Regions from separate parts of the Homo sapiens genome. Here regions 1 and 3 are each linked to region 2. The links are chromatin loops, found by intact Hi-C in ENCODE. Cell type or tissue: endothelial cell of umbilical vein. All regions are shown on one strand.

Region 1 (8,000 bases), 830 kb before region 2:
ATGAATACCACATGAATTAATAATGCTGGAACACTCAAAATGAAGTGTTACCAAGTGTTGTGGTATAACAAATATGGTTAAATATTATGTGATTAAAGTTATTATAAGCTGAGTTTCGATCAAAAGAAAGCAAAATTCCATCTCTATTTCAGGGAGTTAAGAGTGGAATCAAACTGTTGTTTCTACACGTTGTGATTCTTAACTTTCAACAGTCCCTTAAAGCCTTTCTCCAAATACTATAATCATTTAAATTACCTTGGTTAGAAGTGGCAGAGGAGGTGGGTGGGGGTGGATGGAGTGATGAAGGGAGGTTGGCAGGCAGAGAAGTTGTGGAAGGAGCAACTAATATACCTCAGGAATTCACCCAACTTGGAAGTATATATATGATTTTTCCATAGTTTGCGTTTTAAGACATGGAATTTTCAGTTCAGTTATTCTTGTCTACTGACAAGCTTATTAAAATAATTATTTAGTATGTATTTCAGGACAGTGAAGCCATAATGAACAAGAACATTTTCTTCAGCTTTCAAGTTGAAGTCCTACTTTTATGTGTCGGAGATTCCATAACAATTTCTAAAATCAATTATTTTAAATAATACATCCCAACTGTATTTGTGTAAATTATTGCTGCACATTCTGCTGTAGGAAAGCTGGACTCTACATCTGCATTGTATTATTTATGCACTTAGATGTAATACGGTGTAACAATTCATATCTATTGTAGATTTAGTAAGACATGAAGGCAGAAGTGGATTTAATCAGACATGTAATTATTTTTATGCCTTCAACTCAAAAATATGCGTAAATGAATTTATGGTTATTTGGCAATCAGTGGAAATGGTCTTTATAAATGTTGAAACAGCTGCTGGCAAATATATTTGCAAAAGAAGGAAAACGGCACTTATCTTCTAGTCGGGTAAATGATAAAGGAATGACTGTTAGCCGTAATGCAGTATCCTAGCTGTTAAATATTTGCTTCGTCATCCTTAACATTACACAAACATACATTCAACATAAGAAAAACTTGCAGTTCTTTCCTTCTGTGATAATGGAGCACATTTTCTCATAAGAGGATTTTTAGAACACCTCTGTGTCTGAGAATGCTCTTTTCTTCTGAGTCTGAGCAGTTGCTGTCATGCTGTTTCACTTGTACATTCCCATTTATTCTATTATTTGTGGTATCATTCCAGTTCTTGAGATAGAACACTCTCATTTAAAATAATGGGCCATGATAATGCACACACTTCTGTCAAATATGTTGATTCTGGTGTCTATTAGGATTTCTCACTGTTGCTTTTACAACGGCTTTAAGACATTCGGAAAACTTTCCTTCCACAGAGCGTAAATGCAGTCCTCGTACTACCTGGTTATGATTACTTCGTTGTGTTGAAGCATCTAATAAATTACATATCGGTAAATGTAGATCTTGGACAAATACCCCAAGAAAATCTAATTCTCTTGAAGTGCATCTTTTTTCATTCTTTCAAGTTTTCAGTTTAAATTTAGTGCCTTTGACTGGTGAAAAATTAATAGCACTGGTACCTGAAATCTTCTCTATAACCTGTGGTGGAGGAAAAGCTTCCTAGAACCTTTCTAACGTGTCAATTACAACCCAGATAGATTACTATATGAGGAATTATTTCATTTTTCTTGGATCAAATATAAAACAGCTATAATATTTTTAAGTTGTACTGAAGGAAGCATGGTAAAGACACTCCTGCACTCAGGGCTAGGGCAGGCAACATAAACAAAGCTGTCACTCTCTCTACAAGGTGAGCTTGTATTTGAGCATGCATTCGGATTGTATGCATATGGTGATTTCCAACACTAACCGTTTGGGTGATACTCAAATTATAACACACCACTGACTTAAAAGTCACTTGCATCCGACTTTTGTAAATCATGGGGTTCTCTTTCATTCAGGTATGTTGTCTCAGTGATCAGTAGCATTTCCAATAAATTATACACTGACCAGTTGGCAGAGCTTCTGCCCGTTATTGGAGCAAAGCCTGCAAACCTCCTCTGTCAGATGCTGCATTCCCAGCCCTCAGCCCCCTAACGTAGCAGAGTTCCTTGGCAAACGACAGAGTGCCCTCTGTTGATGGAAAAAGTAATGCGCAGCGGAGGATACAGAGAGAAGCTTTCCTACTAGAAGTCGCAGAGCTGCCCGTTAGCCGATACACATTTGTGATGTAAAAATCACATTTTAAATTATAAAAATATTGATTTAATGAATATTGAGAGAGTACAGATGATTGCAAATTCAGACACAATTGTTGGAATTATGTATTTAGATAGATACACACATAAACACGCTAGTTATTCAGTTTCTACATACCTGGAAATGCTACGTAAGACGACTCCTTTTTTACTCTGTGCAGTATAGATTCAACCTACACAAGCAAATATTTCGTTTCAAATTTTTCTGCAACCGAATAGAACATTTAGCATGAACAATGATGCTACATGCTCAGGCTCTATACACTTAACTAATGTTAAAAATGAAAAACTGTAAGAATTCCGCTGAACAGAGATTTCTAATTCCTTCAGGTTTAAGGAGGGAAATCAACAGAAAGCAAAACCGCTGAGAAAAGCCTTTAGCTTCAGCGTTGTCTCTGCAGGGTGAGGAAAAATTGATAGCCTGGTTTGCTGTTACTGCTTTCAAACTAAGTTCCAGTGAGCCTTCATAAAACAGTAAATTGTATCACAATTTTAAAGCAGTAATTCACTAAGCACTCACTTCTTCACTTCCATGTTTCTATTTGCTTTCTTTTGAAATGGAAAAAATCAAATCTCACAGAAGTGATATCTTTACATTTTAAGGCCATTTCATATGTTAATTAGTTTAAAAGCAACATGAAAAAATGTTAGCTTGCACAAATACTTGCAGTTAACATTTTTTAAAGTGTGACTTTCTTGACTATTTTGGAGAAATAAACTCTGGTTGCTGTTGCAAGTTGAAAATGTTTCTGCCTGAGAGGTTGCATTTTGGGATCTGCACGGATTTAAATACTCCTCTACCTGCTTCTTCACTTAAATTTGAGTATTTGCAGCCACAGAATTAACCTATTGTAATGACTTGATTGCAATCTTCAATTTTATTGTTATGAAGGAAGAGTTTTCTTTCAAGGTTTATTTGCAAGTGTTAAATGGAATTAAGACAAAAAAAATCTTTATGCCATTTCCAAGAAACTGTTACCTAGAAGAAAAGGAAAGAGGATGTTAAATGGAGTTTTCAGATTTGTTGCTGGTACTGATGAAATTAACCAGATAAATTGTTTGGTACTCATTTTCATTTTCCTTACAGAGGCTCTGAGATTTTTTTTTAAGTAGTTTGCCAATTCTTGACTTCTTCATACCCAATCTTTATTTATATGAAATCACTTTTTTAAGTGTGAATTCACATACTATTCACAAGGTTTGTTGGCATAAGAATGAGATATGTGCTAAGGAAATCATTTAAAATGTGAGCTGGAATTCTCGATTAGTGGTAACAGTCTGACAAAATGGAGCCAGTGATGGCTCGAGTTTGTTAATATACACAGTCCAAATAGCAACATGAAAACTAAGAACTTCAGTTCGTTGGTGTGCTTGAGATTTCAGCTCACTGAAACCTCTGCGTTAGAGAGGAATTGCAAACAGAAGAGAATGAGATCCTGTTGTATGACAGGAATGATACTGCACTGGGGATTTTTAGGATTCCGAAGTATTTTACCAATACTCCCTAAATATGCTTTCCTACTTATTCTCGGCTTAGCCCTTACACTTTGATCTGATATTTTTCAAGCTTTTTCTTTCCTTAAACAGTATAATCATTTTGTTTTTCTTTCTGATCAGGAATATAATGATCTCACTTCTATTGCTTTTTTCAAACAGTAAGATTACATTTAAACAATGACAGGGAACAAAACTTAAGTATGATAAACACTTTTCCCATTGCTATAAACAACTGAAAAATAACAAAATTATCAAAATATTCTCATTTCAAAATTTTTCATTTTGTTTTATTTCAAAAATGCAATGAAGTCTCAAACATTTTCTTTTCCACCATTTTAATTGAAATTGGAAATTAAAATAAATTCTGTTTAAAGGGAAAACTAATTTTTAGTTAGAAATTAAACTCAAAGTATAATTTGCTTATACATTAATAAAGTATATATAACGTAAAGTATATTTAACCTTTTAAAGTTTTCCCCTTCCCTAGATAATTTTGTTATTTAAATGAATTGAATTATAAAATAATCTCATGGCACTGTGTAATATTTTACGATACAATCCAGTTAAAGAGGTGCTAAATATTTTAGAAACAGCCCACCAGAGGGCAGTCAGCTTTTAGTCTAACGTGTTGGAAATAGATAAATTTATTATGATGGCTAAGTTTTAAATAAAATATCTATTTAAATCACATAACTTCTTGCATCTAGGAGGTGAACAAAGTGAAGTTATGACTTGAGATTGAGAAGCCTGAGGCTTCAAACCATTTTGATAAAAAATCACCAAAGGACTAACAATTCTAACAATTGCCCTTCTGTACTCCCTCACACTCAACCTTTTCATTGTGATATTTATGTTTGGTTATAAAGTAAGATTTATTTTGATTTGAGATGTTTTGGTGCATTAATTTTTTTTCTAATCAGTGGAGACTTTGGGACAAGCTCCTGCTAAGAGAGAAAGAGAGAAGAGAGATTTTGTTTTCTTGCTCACCTGTCTGTATATTCCTACTAATTCCAAAATGAGTCTACTGTGGGTTTTAATGGAGCTTAATAATATTATTATACAAATGACACAGAAGAGATTCTGGAACATATGAATGGTGATTGGAGAATACATGGTTTGTTTCCTTGTGTAAACTCTAGGGGTGTTGGGCACTAAGTTGCCTCCAGTCACCTTAATAGTCAGAGATAATAACATCCACTTAGAAGAGGATTAAAAGAACACTGAAATCCTTGCATGTATTATTTTATTTAAAATAAAGAAGAGTCCATCTCTACTAAAGATACAAAAAAAAAAAAAAAAATAGCCGGGCGTGGTGGCGGGCACCTGTAGTCCCAGCTACTCGGGAAGCTGAGGGAGGAAAATGGCATGAACCCGGGAAGTGGAGCTTGCAGTGAGCCAAGATCATGCCACTGCACTCCTGCCTGGGTGACAGAGCAAGACTCCATCTAAAAAATAAATAAATAAATATAAATAAGAGTCATTGAGGTTTGGACAATGTTTTGTCATTGTTGTTATTACTATTATTATTGGCAAAATTCTGGTTGTCAAATTTCTGAGCCCTGAAAACAAAATCCTTCTCCTAAAGTCTGCAAAAGAGGCCATGAGTGAACAGAAATATTTATGAGAGCTGAGGTGCTTTCAGATACTCACTTGCTAGATTTCTTATAATAATCTTGTGAGGTATAAGACCCATGTTAAATAACTTGGTCAAGGTAACAGAAATGAGACTTATACCTTGTCATTTTCCTCTTCTCTCACTTGCCTTGGAATTAAGAAACAAAGAAGCTAAAGATTTTTTTTCCTTGTGTTGTTTATTTATTTTTGTTTTATTGGTTTTGGAACCCAAGTTTCCCTAATTATAAAAATTATTCACGCTTATAAGAAAATAATGATCTTAGCAAAGACATAGAATAAATCTAGATGCCCACCAAGGACAGACTGGATAAAGAAAGTGTGGTACATATACATCATGAAATACTATGCAGCCACAAAAAAGAACAAGATCGTGTCTTTTGTGGGAACATGGATGGAGCTGGAGGCTATTATCCTTGGCAAACTAGTGCAGGAACAGAAAATCAAATACCAGATATTCTCACATATAAGTGGGAGTTCAATGATGAGAACTCATGAACACAAAGAAGGAAACAACAGACACTATTGTTGAGTCTACTCAAGACTCTGTTGTTGGGTCTACTTGAGAATGGAAAGGGGGAGGAAGGAGAGGAGCAGAAAAGATAACTATTGGGTACTGCACTTAATACCTGAGTGATGAAATAACCTGTATAGCAAACCCCCATGACACGACTTTACCTATGTAAAAAACCTTCACATGTACCCCCAAACCTAAAATAAAAGTTAAAAAAGAAAAGAATGATCTTATAAACACAGAGATTAACACTGCTAACATTAAGATATGTATGCTTCCAGATATTTCCTATACACATATACATACTTACAAAAGTGGAATCACACTCTTTCTGCTGTTTCACAGCCTCCTCTATTCACATGGATATAAAAGATATCATGGACATCTTTTCATGTCAGTATGTGTAGATAATAACAGCTCACATCTACTGAGTGCTTACCATGTGCTAGGCACCTTTCTATGCATTTTGCATGAGTTGTTCCATTAATTTCCACAACATCCCTATGAAGTAGGTACTATTATTTCCCCCATTTTTTTAGAAGAGAAAAGAGATTAACTAGTGGCCAACACACAGACCCCACATGTTAATCTCTTGGCTTTTTAAGGGCTATGTTAGATTCTGCTGTATGGACTTACCAACCTTCTTCATTGGTGCGTAGTTCCATGTTTCTGGAAAGAGCAATTTCCAGAAAGAACAACTCCGGTATCCAAACTAGTTGCTTGTGTCCTCTCACATGTAAATATACCTCAAACTATCTCAACTTTGCTGATCCCATTATCTTTTTAGAACTCCCTTCTCCCTCTCCATGTTTTCCTAAAATTTACCCAGATCCACTTTTCAGGACTCCTGAACCTATCTTATCACTGCCACTGAGACACAGCAACTAACTCAGGAGTGACATGCCCAGAATCCAAACCTAAACTGTGCTATGTATCAACCAAGTGACCTTAGGCATGACTTAGTCCACCCAAGCCACATTTTTCTTATCAGTAAAATGAGGATAAAATATCTACCTCACAGAGCTATTTGGTAGTCTCAAATAGCATAGATACGCATGTACCTGGCAAATAGTAAATTCTTAATAAATGTCAGAGAGAAATGCCCCCTTGCTTGAATGAGGACCTCAAGGTCAAAGGGAGAGAAAATAGCAGATCCTACATTGCTATAAAAGACAAACTCCTTTGGGAGGCCAAGGTGGGTGGATCACTTGAGGTCAGGAGTTTAAGACCAGCCTAGCCAACATGGTGAAACCCTGTCTCTACCAAAAATACAACAATTAGCTGGGTGTGGTGGTGGGGGCCTATAATCCTAGCTACTTGGGAGGCTGAGGCAGAAGAATCGCTTGAACCAGGGAAGCAGAGGCTGCAGTGAGCTGAGATTGTGCCACTGCACTCCAGCCTGGGCAACAGAGCGAGAATCAGTCTCAAAAAAAAAAAAAAAAAAAAAAAGACAAACTCAAATTTTAATGCTAGACTTCTGTGTCTAAGAACTTTGAGGATTCCAGGTTATATTATCTTTATCTTGATACACACATATGAAGAAAACCCTAAATGAATCTTTTTCTTGGCTATATTTGAATGGAAATTTTTGGAAAGCAAATTTAAAAGATCAAACAAATATTTATTGGGACAGATTTTTTGCAACCCAATAAAATAAAGCCCTGAGAGAAGGAAGTCTAACAGAGGGCAAAGCAAACTATAATCCCTTGCTGGTCAGTCTTCTTTTTCCTACAAAATGTCTAGGAATACCTATAAATACTAAATTATGAAGATTTGAAAAACATACTCTGGACTCATGCTCCATCACTTGTGCTCAGGGACTGTTTAATTGGAGCCAGTACCAAGATGCTAATTCCAAATTTATTCCTCAAAATGATTTCTGCTCCAAATTTAAGCACCCCTCTTAGTTGGCCCAACTTAGTGAATGTCAGAATTTGAGATGAGAGCTGACTGATGAGACTCCAAGCATGGGATGGTGAGGAAGAGCCAGAGGAATTGGCTAAAACATTAGCACCATGCTTCCAGGCATTCACACTGTGCAAATGCTTCTGCGGTGGGCAGGCCTCCTTATTATCTGCAGGTTCCCAAACCAGGAAGACTGTGAGCCATTCCCCCTCAAAGACCAAAGGCGTGGATG
Region 2 (8,000 bases):
TCTGTAAAAATGGACCAATAAGCAGGATGTGGGCGGGGACAAATAAGGGACTAAAAGCTCGCCACCCCAGCCAGCAGGGGTCCCCTTCCACGCTGTGGAAGCTTTGTTCTTTCGCTCTTCACAATAAATCTTGCTGCTGCTCACTCTTTGGGTCCACATCAGCTTTAAGAGCTGTAACACTCACTGCGAAGGTCCGCAGCTTCATTTTTTAAGTCAGCGAGACCAAGAACCCACTGGAAGGAACCAACTCTGGAAGCAATGGAGCTCAATGTAAATAAGTTACAGTAATAGGACAGCTAAGGTGTATAAGATATCAGTATTTTAAGGAGTGATTTATAATGCAACTGTATTATAAGAGATTAATAAACACACCAAGAAAGGAAAGTTTTCACCTTTTAAGAGGAGAAATTTTATTGCACTATGTGACTTTATACTTACCTTATTGTACTGATGCACAGAAATAGAGATTTGGTTGCCAAATATTTTTAATTCTACTGTAAGTTGAATTTTAAATAATAAAAAGTAAAATTAGTAGCCAGGAACAAAACCTAAAATAGGCAGTGGTCTAGCATATGATTGTGACTCTTCTGTTTAATTCTGTAAAATGAAAAAGAAAACCAAATGCTACCTACAACAAAAACACATTTGGAAAAAAACATCATCCTGCCTCAGCCTCCCAAGTAGCTGGGACTACAGGTGCATGCCACTGCACCCAGCTAATTTGTTTTATTTTTAGGATAGCATCTTGCTATGTTGTCCAGGCTGGTCTCAAAAGTCTGGCCTCAAGTTATTCTCCTGCCTCAGCCTCTGCAGTAGCTGGGTTTATAAGTGCAAGCCACACCTATATTTTAAATCTATGTCATACATGAACAGGCACTTTTCAAAAGACACACACGCAGCCAAAAAGCATATGAGAAAAGCTCAATATTACTGGGCATTAGAGAAATGCAAATCAAAACCACAATAAGACAGCATCTCACCCTAGTCAGAATGGCTATGATTAAAAATAAAAAAATAAAAAACAGAAGCTGGTGAGGTTCCAGAGAAAGGGGAACACTTATACACTGTTGGTGGGAGTGTAAATTAGTTCAACCATTGTGGAAAGCAATATGGTGATTCCTCGAAGAGCTAAAAGCAGAACTACCATTTGACCCAGAAATCCCATTACTGGGTATATACCCAGAGGAATATAAATCGTCCTACCACAAAGACACATGCACAGTGTTCACTGCAGCACCATTCACAATAGCAAACACATGGAATCGACCTAATCGCCCAACAATGACAGACTGGATAAAGAAAATGTGGTACATGTATGCCATGGAATACTATGCAGCCATAAAAAAGAATGAGATCATGTCTTTTGCGGGAATACGGATGGAGTTGGTGGCTACCATCCTTAGCAAACTAATGCAGGAACAGAAAACCAAATACCACATGTTCTCACTTATAAGCGGGAGCTGAAGGATGAGAACTCACGAACTCAAGGCAATAACAGACACTGGGGTCTACTTGAGGGAAGAGGGTGGGAGGAGGAAAAGGAGCAGAAAAAAATACCTGTTGGCTTAAGTTATTAATAACTATGGCTTAATACCAGGGTGATGAGATAACCTGTACAACAAACCCCCGTGACAGCAGTTTACCTATATAACGAACCTTCACATTACTCCCAGACCTAAAATAAATGTTAAAAAATAAATAAAGCTATGTCATAGAGGTAAAGTCAACATGTAGAAGTGAAATGTAGCATTGCCAAGCTTTTTTTCCCACAGCTATTTTCCACTGTAAATTCCCTAATAAAAGAACATCCAAGAATCAGAAACCATAACTCATATATTCATTCCCAGATATTTGCCAAATGCCAACACTGAAGATTTAGCAATTTTCACGGCAAAGTCCCTGCCCTCATGGTCTTTATATGGAAGTTTTGGCAAAGGCTCCAAGACAGTAGAAAATACATCCCAAGTGGGAAGGAGTCGTGGAAAAAGGAGAGGAAAGAAAGCCCACTTGCTTGTGTGCCTCTAAAACCCGGAGTACTGATATTGTCTTTATTTATAATTTTGATATTTTGCTTATAATTTTTTTGCATTAATATGGATTTTTTTTAAAAAAACAACATATTAAAACATAATTTATCCTGATTACTGCCTAATATACGTATCCACAGTATAAAATGGTTCTGAGGTTGAGAGTAGGCAGATTTCTTCAGAAGAAGCTGCAACTGTGCTGTGGCTCCTACCTCCTCTACCTCCCACCAGGGAAAGCCCAGACACTTAAAGAAGCTTCAGTAAGATTACTCTAAGGGCTTACTCTGGATGTCCTGTGCTTAGGGGACACAACACACTGGCCCACAGTGATAAATCCAAGGGATGGGCGACTCGGGGGCTGGTCTGCAAACCCAGCCTGGACAAGATTGCATGAATATTTTCTGTGAACCAGAGTGGGGAGGGAACACAGGAGAGGAAGAATTTTTGTAGGGTCACCTTGGGTCCTGTCTGGGAAGATAGCCAGGAGTAACTGGAGTGGTCTTGGCTGGAGGATGACTACATTTCTAGGGGCTGAGGGAGGTAAGGAAGGACTCAGTTCCCCAAGCCTTTCCCCCTGAGAGTTCACACTCCCCGTGAAAGGACTACACAGGGAAGAGTATGTACTCCCGTGACCCAACACTGGCACTTGCTGCATGTGGCAGATCTTTAGTATTACGTTGATGCAAAAGTATTTGCGATTTGCCCATTACTTTTAAAGGCCAAAACAGCAATTACTTTTGCAGCACCATAATACTTTTTTGTTATCGGAGTTCTTGCAGGTAACCACAACCAGCAAGTGCTAGTGTGGGGTCACCACTGAAGGGCAGAACTTTCCAGCTTTGTCACCAGTGCTCCCACCCTGGGCTGCCTTCTGGAAAAGTCAGAAACCTGGGAAAGCAAGAAGGGAAAGGAGGAGGACAGGGCCAAGGACAGAAGGAGAGGAGAAGCTACCGGGACCCCTTCCCTGTCTAAACCCCACCCCCAAGACTCAAGATCAAGGCGAGGAAGATGTGCCTCAATTTAAAGTCAACACTGAAATTTTGACTATAGGACTTGCCTTTCAATTGCAACACGGTCATTGTTTCGTTATTAGAGGTGATTATTTTCATTTTTTAGAAAACCTAAATGTGACCAAAAAGTCCTTATTAGAGGGAAGAACTTAAAAGGACAATGGGTGACAACATTTTTAGATATTGATGAGTGTTATACATAACAATAATATAAGATGGTGGGAATTGTGGAGAGGGAGCGCTTTTCTTGGGTAGTGTGATCAGAAAAGATTATCCGGAAATGACATTTGAGTGGAGGCCTGAATGAGTGGACAGCAGACGCTGCTGAGATGAGGGGGAGTGAGCTATAGGATCAGGAGTGAGAATGGCCACTTTCTGCCCTTCTCAGAGGTAAAATTACGAATGTAATTTCCTAATTACCCGATGAAACATATTTTGAACTAGAACACAGATGTTTGGGAAAACCTCCAGCAAATTGACTTAATCTGATTGATTTTCTGATTTAGTGTTTTTCTAAGCAAGAACTGCACCCGTTGTGACAGAAGAGGCGCTAAAGCTGCAAATTCCTGGGCCTCGACCCACTAGTTCCTAATCAGAAACTCCAGGGTGGAGACGCAGGATCTGCATCCCTGGGATCACACTGCCTTTCGAGAACCATCCACCTGCCAGCTCCAAGTAGGTCGAGGGAGCAGCGGCACCTGGGATCCCACCGGACCGGGAAGAGTCAAATCCAGGTTTCTCCCTGCTTCACCAAAAGGCCCCCTGCCTCCACCGCAACAGGAACAGTCTCTGTCTGGGAACTGCGGTTGCCTAAGGCTCGGTTTGCTCTTCAGCACTCCGGTCCCCCAACACCGCGTCAGGCGGCGCCCAGCCTCCCGGGGACTCGCAGACGCTCACTCCCCAGACCACAGCGACACCTGCCGAGGCCCCGCGGAACCGCGCTGCACAGCAACCCAGCGCGGCGGGGGGAGTGGCCTGGGGCCATTCTCCGGCCCCCACCCCCCGCCCGTGACCACCGTGCGCTGCCAGAGGGGAGGCTGCGGGAATGGCCAGCGAGGTCTCGCAGGGGGACTGGTTGTCTTTTAGGAAATCAAGGGGCCAGCGCCCCCAGTGCCGGCTGGGAGATGCCTTCAGAGTTCGAAGAGAAAAGATGCGACCTTCAATCCGCTCCATTCTCCGTCAGACAGGCCCTGCGGACGGAGCTCCTGCCACCGCTGCAGCCCCATGATGTGTGCTCCTACGCCCCGCCCCGCTGCAGCCCAGCCCACCCCACCCCCATACGGAAATCCTGCAGGAGAAACTGAAACACTAGCGACAGTGGGACATATCCCCGGGAGCAGTTGCGGGAGGGAGAGAAGGAAGGAGCAAAGGGGAAGAGGAAGAGAGAGAGAGAGCTCAAGGGAGCCTTCTTGGAAAGGTTTAACCCGACAGCTTGAAGGCGGCGGGTAGTAAAGCAGCGAACTGGTGAACGGGCGTCCTGACCCGCCACACTTCCCTCACCGACACCCCTCATCCGCGATACCCCACAGGACAGGATGTCCAGCTGCCCTCACTTATCGTGCCCCTGGGCATTTGAGGGGTTCAGAGAGAGAAACGCAGTAACTTATTACCCTCACATGATATATTTTCACTTTCTTCTCCTGATTGTCAGCTCAATTAGATAAGGGACCTTGTGTTTTATTCCGTTGTACCCCGTGCCTGACACATGGTAGCTGCTGGATAGAGATTTCTTCGATGATTGATTATAAAACACACTAATTTAGAGCTTACTATGTTATAAGATCTCCATCTTCAGTGACTCACTTATTCCTCACAAGAAGCCTAGGAGGTAAGGTTTTCCAATAAGGAGAGCCAGGCACCCCATAATGAACGTGCACGGTGTCACATTCCCAGCAAGTGCCGAAGCTGGGGTCAGATTCAGGCAACCTGGCCCAGTGCCCTCACAGTTCATCCGGCCTCCACATGGCCATTTTGTCCATGAATAAATGAATAAGTGAATGAGTGTATGCTAATTTTGATGAGTTGTCTGGGAAAATGTACAGGTTTTGGGGCTGGAAAAAGGTCTTAGTCATGACGGGGACCCTTTCTGATCGAGTGCTGGGGAAGAACTAGAACTCCTGGGGCCCCCAGGCTCTGCTACCTAAGTGCTGCGGAATCTTGCATATGGTCACCAGCCTCTGGTAGCTTATTACTTTGAGCAGTGCTGGTGGTTCTCAAATTTGTCTACATGTTAGAGTCACCCTGATGAGATTTTCTTTAAACCCAGTGGCTCAGGTCACCCCCTCCCCACACTACCTGAAATTAGAATCTTTCGGGGTTAATCCCAGACATCAGTTCAGCTTCAAATTTCTGAAATTTTCCCGGGTGGTTCCAATGTGCCATCAAAGCTGAGGACCTCATCGGTCTTCAGGGAAGCAGGAAATACATTCTTTCTCAAAGGGTGGCCACTGATCCTCTGAGAATCACTGGGTTTGCTTGTTTACAATGCAGATTCCTGGGCCCTGTTTGGATTTACCAAATCCAAATCTTCTGGAATGGGCCAGAAGATCTGCTCAAATGAACAAACAAAACTTCCCAGGTGATTTTTATGGCCATGAAAGTCCAAGAGCTGCTTGGAAAGCTGCTTTCAAAGTCTGGTGTTGTACCAGCAGCAGGACCTGGAACTTGCTAGAAAGGCAGATGCTCTGGCCCCACCCAGCATCTGCGTTTTAACAGCAATCTGTGTTTAATAAGCCCTGCAGGTGACCTTGGGTGCCAAAATTTGAAAACCAGTAACAGGCCTCTGGAATCATACAGCCCTGGGTTCAAATTCCAGCCTGGTCACTCACTAGCTGTATTAGTCTGTTCCTGCACTGCTATAAGGACATACCCAAGACTGACTAATTTATAAAAGAAAGAGTTTTAATTGTCTCATGGTTCTGCAGGGCTGGGGAGGCCTCATGAAGCTTACAATCAAGGTGGATGGGGAAGCAAACACATCCTTCACATGTGGCATGAAAGAGAAGTGCTGAACAAAGGGGGAAAACCCTTATAAGCGATGGTCCTCATAAAACCACCAGATCTCATGAGAACTCACTTACTATCACAAGAACAGCATGGGAAAAACCACCCCGATGATTCGATTACCTCTCTCTGCATCCCTCCTGCAACACATGGGGATTACGGGAACTACAATTCAAGATGAGATTTGAGTGGGGACAAAGCCAAACCATATCATTCCACCCCTGGCCCCTCCCAAATCACATGTCCTCACATTTTAAAACACAATCATGCCTTTCCAACAGTGCCCCAAAGTCTTAGCTCTTTCCATAATTAATCCAAAAGTCCAAGTTCAAAGTCTCATCTGAGACAAGGTAAGTTTCTTCCTCCTATGAGCCTGTAAAATCAAAAGCAAGTTAGTTACTTCCTAGATACAATGGGAGTACAGGCACTGGGTAATTATACCCATTCCAAATGAGAGAAATTGGCCAAAACAAAGGGGCCAGAGACACCATGCAAATCTGAAATCCAATAGGGCAGTCATTAAACCTTAAAGTTCCAAAATGATCTCCTTTGACTCCATGTCTCACATCCAGGTCACACTGATGCAAGAGGTGGGTTCCCACGGCCTTGGGCAGCTCCACCTGTGTGGTTTTGCAGGGTATTGCCCCCTCTTCCTGGCTGTTTTCACAGACTGGTGCTGAGTATCTGTGGCTTTTCCAGGTACATGGTGCAAGCTGTTGGTGGATCTACCATTCTGGAGTCTGGATGATGGTGGCTGTCTTCTCACAGCTCCACTAGACAGTGCCTTAGTAAGGACTCTGTGTGGAGGCTCTGACCCCACATTTCCCTTCCTCACTGCCCTAGCAGAGGTTCTCCATGAGTGCTCCACCACTGCAGCAAACTTCTGCCTGAACATCCTGGCATTTCCATACATCCTCTGAAATCTAGGCAGAGGTTCCCAAACCTCAATTCTTGACGTCTGTGTACCTGCAGGCTCAACACCACATGGAAGGTGCCAAGGCTTGGGGCTTGCACCCTCTGAAGCCACAGCCTGAGCTGTACTCTGGCCCCTTTTAGCCACAGCTGAAGCGGCTGGGATGTAAGGCACAAAGTCCCTAGGTTGTACACAGCAGGGGTCCCTGGACCCAGCCCAGGAAATGATTTTTCCCTCCTAGGCCTCTGGACCTGTGATGGGAGGGACTGCCATGAAGGTTTTTGACATACCGTGGAGACCTTTCCCCATTGTTTTGGAGATTAAAATTTGGCTCCTCATTACTTATGCAAATTTCAGCAGCAGGCTTGAATTTCTCCCCAGAAAATGGGTTTTTCTCTTCTATTCCATGTTTAGGCTGCAAACTTTCCAAACTTCTATGCTCTGCTTCCTCTTGAATGCTTTGCTGCTTAGAAATTTCTTCCACCAGATACCCTAAATCACCTCTCTCAAGTTTGAAGTTCCACAGATCTCTAGGGCAGGAGCAAAATGCTGCCAGTCACTTTGCTAAAACATAGCAAGAATCACCCTTATTCCAGCTCCCAACAAGTTCCTCATTTTCATCTGAGACCACCTCAGCCTGGACTTTATTGTCTATATCACTATCAGCATTTTGGTCAAAGTCATTCAACAGGTCTCTAGGAAGTTCCAAATTTCCCCACATTTTCCTGTCTTCTTCTGATCCCTCCAAACTGTTTCAACCTCTTCCTGTTACCTAGTTCCAAAGTTGCTTCCACATTTTTGGGTATCCTTATAGGAGCACCCCACTCTCTGTGGTACCAATTTACTGTATTAGTCTGCTGTCATGCTGCTATAAGGACATACGTAAGACTGTGTAATTTATAAAGGAAAAAGGTTTAATAGATTCATGGTTCTGCAGTGCTGGGGAGGCCTCAGGAAACTTACAATCATGACGGAAGGGGAAGCAAAGGCATCCTTCAGTTAGCAGCAGGAAGAAGAAATGCAGAGTGAAGGAGGGAAAGGCCCCCT
Region 3 (8,000 bases), 310 kb before region 2:
TTCTTTGGTTTTTTTTTTCTTTTTTTGAGAGGGAGTCTCACTCTGTCACCCAGGCTGGAGTGCAGTGGCATGATCTCGGCTCACTGCAACTTCCGCCTCTCGGGTTCAAGTGATTCTCCTGCCTCAGCCTCCTGAGTAGCTGGGACCACAGGTGCACACCACCACGCCCTGCTAATTTTTGTACTTTTAGTAGAGACAGGGTTTCACCATGTTGCCCAGGCTGGTCTCAAACTCTTGACCTCGGGTTATCTGCCTGCCTCTGCCTCCCAAAGTGCTGGATTACAGGCATGAGCCACTGCATCCGGCCTGGATTTCATTTTTCCTCCACTCCTCCTGAGTCTTCAGTTGCTTCTTTGTTTCAACTTTCTGGCAGAGAACCATTGAAGGTACCTTTTTCAATGACTGCAAGCTCATCTAGGAAATTGTTGGCTTCTGCTGGACTTTGTCTTGCCTCTGACCAGTAGTTGAGCTCCAGAATTAAAGGCAAGATACAAAAAGCATAAGCAAATAACAAAATAATGCACTCACCAGACAACTCAAAACAAAAAAACAGCATACAATTTAGAAAACTGTGCTTGGTGCTACATTTAACACTTGTTGCTGCCCTGTGTAATGGCAGTAATCTTACTGCAACTGCTGTTGGTGCTACTGCTACCACAGTAGCAGAACTGATAGAGGTTCAGTATCCCTTACCCAAAATACTTGGTACCAGAAATATTTTGGGTTTCAGATTTTTTTTTGATTTTGGAATATTTGCATTTACATAATGAGATATCATGGGGATGGGACCCAAATCTAAACACAAAATTCATTTTTGTTTTATATACTCCTTATGCACATAGTGCAAAGGTAATTTTATATAAGATTTTGAAGAATTTTGTGCGTGAAACAAAGTTTTGACTGTGACCCATTACATGAGGTCATATGTGGAATTTTCCACCTGTGGTGTTAAATTCACACTCAGAAAGTTTTGGCTTTTGGAGCATTTCAGATTTTCAATTTTCAGATTAGGGATGCTCAACCAGTTCCTGCTGTGAATTTGCACTGCTTACCACCTCTCATCACCAGCCTCATGAGGAGGGACCAGTAGTTTCCCCTGGGATGGAGGCCCAAGAGTAAATAATGCCGCTGGTAAGGGGTACATCTGCAGTTTGACACCAGAGCCCATAGTCTTAAATCCTTCTTTTGACTATTGCATGAATGTTTGACTATTGGGAAAGCAGTAAAAGAAGAAAGGAAACAGAATTTTTAAAGGAGCAATTTTGTGGGCAGGAAGAAGTACAGGAGGGTATGCAGTATCTTACCAGATTTTTCAGAACTGGAAATCTAGCCCAGGTCCTAGGATTCAAACCCTTTGTCCCTGGCTCCCTCCGGAATCTTCTTCTCAGAGCAAAACAGCACTATGAAGAGCTTAGGACAAGTGTTAAAATGCAACACTGCCCATTTTATGCATTGTAAGTTTTCTTTCTTTAATAAGCCACCATGCAACCACAAATATCTTATTAATATATTCTTCTACCAGCCCTAAAAGGAGCAAAAAGATCAAATAGATTGTGTAGCACATCAGTTTGACATATTTAAAATTTAACACAGAAATAATTTCTGAGAAAAATGTTCAAGACTTACTGTAGGTATATGGCATTTAATGTGACAAAATTGTCCCAAGTTACACTTCAAAAAGAGAGAAAATAGATTCTTTCACCTGCCCCTTTCTCTTTTGCCCTTCCTCCCTCCCTCCCTTGAATACAGTGCTCTTGAAAGCCCAAATTTAGTATTACAGACCAATGTAGTCATCTTTGCTGGTCTTGGGAAGGTATAAAATCCTAAACTGATTTAGTGCTGACCTCTGGGTATTGGTTTATATTCAACTCTGCTGTTTGTCATTTTCAAGAGGAATATACTGGGCACTTGCTTGAAGTGCCAGGTGGCTGGAGTACTTGGTGTGGCAGAGACTACTCCTGCCCGAGAACTGTCACACCAAATAGCAGAGATCTGTTTATGTTTTTGTGTTGACAGTGAGCCAACTGAGAGAGTAGAAATTAAACACGTTTTCTTAATGTGAGGGAAAGCAGTTTCATCTTTGCATTTGATTATGCGTTGGAGACAGCATCGTTTTCCAGAGCATCTTAGTGGGGAAACCTTGAGTTTATAACCATTCGATACTGGCACTCTGCTTATTTTTATTTTTGCCATCATCATGATTAGCTGCTAAATGACTATAAGTGGTTATCAACTGGTTTTTATTAAGAGGCCAAATCTAGCAGGAATGATATTCTCCCCTCACGTCTCTCAAAGTGAAAAATACAGCATTGCGTAGCCCTCGCTGCGGCAGCACCAGCAGCAACTCCTCTCAATTCTCCCCCAACGCCCCCCACAAAAAAAAATAATAAAATAAAATAACTGGAGATAAATGAATGGCAGAATAAATAATTTATGCTAATGAAATTACTGCAATTAGTAGTTCTACAATGACCCTTTTAAAAGCCACAGCTGTTAATGTCAGGAAGTGCTGTCACTACTGACCTTATCATAAGAGAAAGTGACAAATTGAGAATGCAGGGAAGACCAGTCATCAAAGAGGTCTGTTCTGGAACGATTAGAGTTTTCTGAAAAACAGTGTGAATTACAACCAGCTGCTCCCTGGCTCAGCGAGTCTCCCATGCTGTGCCATTTTGTTAAGCCTGATAACAATAGTTATTTTGCCCCATTGAGACAAGTTGTCTCAGGCCACTTTCAGCTCTACCGGAAACCACTTCTTCCATCCCCGATTTACAAATGAAACTGTTGTTAAAGAGAGCTTTCAGCGCCTCCAAGGAGCCTCCTCATAAGGATCATGGTTGGGCAGAGGCCAGAGTGTTTTTTTTTTTTCTTCTTTCTTTCTTTTTTTTTTTCCCTTCCTGTAAGGAGGTTACACTTGGCTGAGGAATTATTTATCTATATTGTAGAAAGGTATGTGTGTACCTTTAGTTCCCATTAAAACAAGACAGGACAGGAGTAAATTCCTGCACATGTCTGTATTGAAGTCAAGCTCTTGTAAAAATAAAGTCTCCAAAGGATTATGATTTATATGAAGTTTATATAAACTTCTTCATAAATTTTATTTTTCTGAGTTCACTGTTTGGAAATATATTTGTATCTGGGGTCCACTAGAAACCAAGAATATTTGGAATTTATATCACGTTATTTTTAACTTTTGTTTTAGTAATACATTATTTCAGTTACTAGTGAGATGGATTTTTAATACGCAGCACAATGCAATATGTGGGTATTCCAAACCCACTCGGGAATTTGTCGTGATGTTGGAAAGTTGATTGTTTAAAGACATTGTTCAGGAGCAGTTGTTTTTCACCAAGAATTGGCTGGTCTCTCTTCACACCTCTGCTTGTAATATTAATGGTGCAGGTTTGAAATGTTTGACTGCATCACCAGCCACGTGTGTGCAATTTTCCCAAAGACGTCTGAGCATTATTGACAACACTTTGGTAAATTATGTGTGACTTTCCTAAGAGTTGGTGTAGCTCATTTAATTCATATTAATTGATTTGTAGGCTTCCCTTGATTAACTGAACCTGGTTCATCTTGTACAGAATGCAATAAATAATCATTAAAATGAGGGAGATGTGACTCTGCAAATTAAAAAGTTAACTACTTCAGAAGTCATAGAGGACAAAATGGAAAGAATGTATAGTGGGGGGTCTTCCAGTAACTCATTGAAGGAGAGTTGCTCTTTTTGTGGGTTTTCTTTCCCAAATATGAATAGAAATGATCATGATATTTTTCTCCCAGAAGCAGTGACATTTATACCCTACTATCCAGTTTGTTTTTACATGAGTTCTCATAAAACTGTGAGTTTCTAAGTTTTGGCTTTTTTTTTTTTTTCAGTGACTTTGCAGGGTTATTGCTTCTCTTTGTCTAAAGCTTAGTTTGAAAGCAATGGCAGAAATATTTCTCAGGATATTGTGTCTGTTTCTCCACCTTCTCTTTCACACACTCGGTAGATAAAAATCAAGTTGTGAAGATCTGTATATGCTGGCTTTTGTATTTGGTATGTGGAGCACATAAAAACCCTTTGTCCTACTTGGCAAGAAGAAGGTTACTCAAGCTGAATGCTTTATTGTAATCTCCCAAATCCTGTGGATAGCGCTTAAAGATTAAATAAGTTTTCGTAGGTTATACTATCATTTTTTTTTCTGACTTTTAGAAAAAAAATGATCATTTACTTGATTTTTTTTAAGTTGTATTTTTAATTTGAGAGGATTTCACATGAACTGTAATGTTTGTGTTTTCAGCCAGTGCACAAAGACTCTATTAGCCTTTTCATGGCACATGTTCACACCACTGTAAATGAAATGAGTACCAGATATTACCAGAATGAGAGAAGACACAACTATACCACCCCAAAGAGTTTTCTAGAACAAATATCACTGTTTAAGAACCTGTTGAAGAAGAAGCAAAATGAGGTATCCGAGAAAAAAGAACGCCTGGTGAACGGCATCCAAAAGCTAAAAACCACAGCCTCTCAGGTATGACCAGGATGTGTTATTACTGAGTAATATTTATGCTGTTTAACAGAAAAATATATTTCCTTTTGAAGCACTACTAAATCCATTTCTATAAGATGCCAGCTGGTGAAATTTACAGTTTCATGACACCAAGAATACACTGCTACTGCTTTCAAAAGCCTACAATGGGATTGGCCGACTCACAGCTGGATTAGGGTGAAACGTTCTCTTCCTGGCCTGACTCAGTGTAAGGTAGTGTGGGATATTGAAGGGAGCAGACACAGCGGATTGCCTCTCTTGTCTCTGACTTCTTCAGTGCACGGTACTTGTCGTCAAGGTTCTTATCATCCTAGGATGGACCAGTATCTTTTTTGGTCTCAGATTCTCAACCTCCAGTGAGGGCATCATTTTCTGGCTAATGACTGTGGCGAGATCCCAAGGTAGAGCTGTTCCTCCCTTAGTGACTTGTCTGCTCCTCTTACACATCTGTGTCCTCAGTCCTGAGGCCCCTGCTCCCTCGAAGGGCGATGCCTCTAACTTGCAGGAGTAAATCAGGAGAGAATCATCACAGGATGTTAATCATGTGTGGGTCTGTACACATATTATCATTATTTCGTTGTTAAAAAAGGATTTCATGAAGTAGTTGTTACTACTATAGTTTTATATATGAGGCGTAAAGAGTTTAAGGCCAGAGAGCCAGTGAGGTTGGGTTTTAGACCCAGGTCTGTGTTGCTCTGATGCCCATGAGTTGTCCATGGCACTGTGCTGCCTCTCTGTGGCTGGAAAGAAGAGATTGGAATGAGAGACTCTGAAGACTTTGAAGAGTAGCCCAGCCTTATTCTGAGCCAGTCAGGACTTAGAGCTGGAGTGAGAAGAATCCTCACTAGTGATCACCTCAAGACTAGAAATACTGGTGGCCTTCTCAGAGTCATGTCATCAGGTCAGACTCTCATATGCTTTACAAGGATTGGGGCAGTGGTTTCCCCGAGTGGCCTGGGTAACCCACCTGTGGCTAGGCTAGAAATGAACTGAGACCCGAAGGAGGGAGCACCTTTTCAAATGGGCACCTTTTCACTCTGAAGGGCTCTCTGGCCATGTCCTTCAGTCACTCTGGGCCAAAGCACCACTTGCCTCTTTTTCTCTTAGTTTTCTATACCAAGAATGACTCTGTGACAAAACACTGTGATCTGTACTAATAGTGAGTAGATGGACCACAATTAGGAAAGAGAAACCAGGGTGAGTAGGTTTCCAGGACGGTTGGGATCAAGTGATATTAAGAATAGTTTCTAGGAAACCCACAAATAGCATATCCATATTTGTGCACCTTCTCCTTTCCTCTCAAAGAACGTCTGTCTAGGCCAGGCACAGTGGCTCACACCTTTAATCCCAGCACTTTGGGAGGCTGAAGGGGGAGGATTGCTTGAGTCCAGGAGTTTGAGACCAGCCTGGACAACAAAATGAGACCCAATCTCTACAAAAGAATTTTTTAATGAGCCGAGCATGGTGGCGCACACCTGTAGACCCAGCCACTTGAAAGGCTGAGGCAGGAGGATCCCTTGAGCCCAAGAGTTTGAGGTTACAGTGTGTTGAGTGGGTCACTGAACTCCAACCTGAGCAACAGAGTGAGACCCTGTCTCAAAAAAAAAAAACAAGTCTGTCTTTCCTGTCTCTTTTTATTCACAGCTTATTTTACTTTCTTAACTTTTGCCCCTCTCCATGTCAGTTTTCTTCTATCTGTCTATCCTCTTCTGTCTCATTTAAATCAAGACCCCTTTCCATAAGAAAGATTTTCCCTGGAGTCCTGTTGGGCTAGATAAGACGAGGAAGGAGCTCTGTTTCACAAAGCATTTATATCCCTTTGAATGCCGTCCTAAACTGAACCTGTTGACTTTGCCCACTATCAGGAAATGATAGTATTGTCACCCAAACTGAGCTTTCAATACTGTGGGGGCATCCTTAGCAAAGAGATAAGTGCTTCTGCCATACTTAAAGGTTGTGAGCTAAAAGCAAGTGGGGTACCATCCTGGACCATTCCAGTGGTGGCAGCATCTCAGCCACAGGAAAAAAGAAGAGGAGAGAGACTGTGATTTCTTAATAGTCACCTCAGTTACACATTGATGAGTCAGGGGGATGGGCAAGGAGAGAGACGGGAGGGCCGATTCACTATGTCTGCCAAGTCCAGGGCTGCTTGGGTCTCTTTACTTCCCCTTAGCTAAGAACCACAGGCAGAAAGTCTGTAAAGACACAAGACATCTTGATTGACCATGAAGTCTGATGGAAAGACTGACGGTGATTTCTTTTCATTAGGTATTTGTGCATGGAATGCTCTTACTATCAAAAAAGTGGTTGGAATATTCAATAGCTACATGGCAGTTTTAGAAATAAGTGGGTTATAAAAAGGGGATGGTTTCCTATGTGGAGAATTGGAGAACCATATTGCAGAAGATCAGGTTGTATGGAGAGCGTAATGCCTGTATATTGGGGCATGTATCCTCTAAGGGTCTGCCTTAAGGAATGCCACATCATTTGAAAACATTAGCAATGTTCCTTCTTTACAGTAAAGCTGTAAGCACCTTTTATAGCCAAATAACCTCTCTCTAGATGTCAGCTTAGGTCATCACAGATAGTCCTAGTGACCTTTCTTCATAGAGAAAGCCTTGCTTCCACGGCTTCAGTCACTTTGAATATTTCAGAGCTAACAGCTTCCTTAGAAACTGAAATTAGGGCTTGAAATAACATAATTTTGTCCTAGTCTCTTGGGTGATTCTTTTTGCTTTATTTCTATTTTGAGATGATAATAGATTCAGAAGAAATTACAAAGCATAGTACAGACAGGTCCCTGTCACATCTTATAGGTTCAATGGTAGCATCCTGCATAACTAGTACAATGCCAAAACCAGGAAAGTGGCATTGGTACAATCCACAGACCTTATTCAGATTTCCAGTTTTATTTGTACGTGTGTGTGTGTGTGTGTGTGTGTGTGTATGTTTTATGCAGTTTTATCACATGTAGGTCTGGGTACTCACTAACACAGTCAAGACACAGAAAACTTCCATCTACAGAAAGATCCCATGTTGCCATTTTATAACCACACCTACGTTACCCCCCACTTCTTCCCCACCTCCTGAATCCTAGTTCCTGGCCATCACTAATCTATTCTCCATTTCTATAGTTTTGTCATTTCAAAAATGCTATACAAATATGTAACCATTGGGTATTGGTTTTCTTCATTCAGCATAATTCCCCTGAGATCCAACCGAGGTATTGGGTGTATCCATAATTTGTCCTTTTTTATTGTTGAGCAGTATTCCACAGAATGAAGGTAGCACAATTTAACCATTCAACCACTGAAGGGCATCTGGGTTATTTCTGGGTTTTGGCAATTATAAATAAAGCTGTTATGAATACCCGTGTACAGGTTTTTTTTTTTGTAGGCATAAATCCACAAACAACCAAAAATGAAATTACTGAATTGTGTGGTACTTGGATGTTTACAT

The links. Peaks named below come from ENCODE experiments on the same cell type or tissue, not always from the same donor. Only the 100,000 strongest peaks of a DNase experiment are listed, where the experiment ranks them.
Region 1: a loop joins it to region 2, with 12 times the contacts of the local background. A loop is called at or near these places in 28 of 110 quality-filtered maps.
Region 3: it touches region 2 in a loop (5-fold over the local background); 14 of 110 quality-filtered maps call a loop at or near these places.

What each region holds. Positions count from the first base shown.
Region 1 is chr7:21,252,158-21,260,157 of GRCh38, forward strand. No RefSeq gene overlaps it. Among named protein-coding and RNA genes, the nearest start is that of SP4, 170 kb to the right of the region's middle. In endothelial cell of umbilical vein, CTCF peaks have their summits at 2,085 (motif pointing left) and 4,298 (motif pointing right); DNase peaks (open chromatin) are centred at 2,104 and 4,334; H3K27me3 peaks cover 2,156 bases.
Region 2 is chr7:22,079,103-22,087,102 of GRCh38, forward strand. No RefSeq gene overlaps it. Among named protein-coding and RNA genes, the nearest start is that of CDCA7L, 140 kb to the left of the region's middle. RefSeq lists enhancers at 1-108, 1,125-1,269, 2,629-2,773, 4,630-4,774 and cis regulatory regions at 36, 1,197, 2,701, 4,702. In endothelial cell of umbilical vein, a CTCF peak has its summit at 3,962; a DNase peak (open chromatin) is centred at 3,999; H3K4me3 peaks cover 1,214 bases; H3K27ac peaks cover 404 bases; H3K27me3 peaks cover 713 bases.
Region 3 is chr7:21,769,477-21,777,476 of GRCh38, forward strand. DNAH11 (dynein axonemal heavy chain 11) reads left to right here. Exons shown (of 82, transcript NM_001277115.2): 56 at 4,290-4,523. Among named protein-coding and RNA genes, the nearest start is that of CDCA7L, 170 kb to the right of the region's middle. RefSeq lists enhancers at 2,276-2,908, 2,342-2,950. In endothelial cell of umbilical vein, no CTCF peak of the experiment used is centred here; no DNase peak of the experiment used is centred here; H3K27me3 peaks cover 170 bases.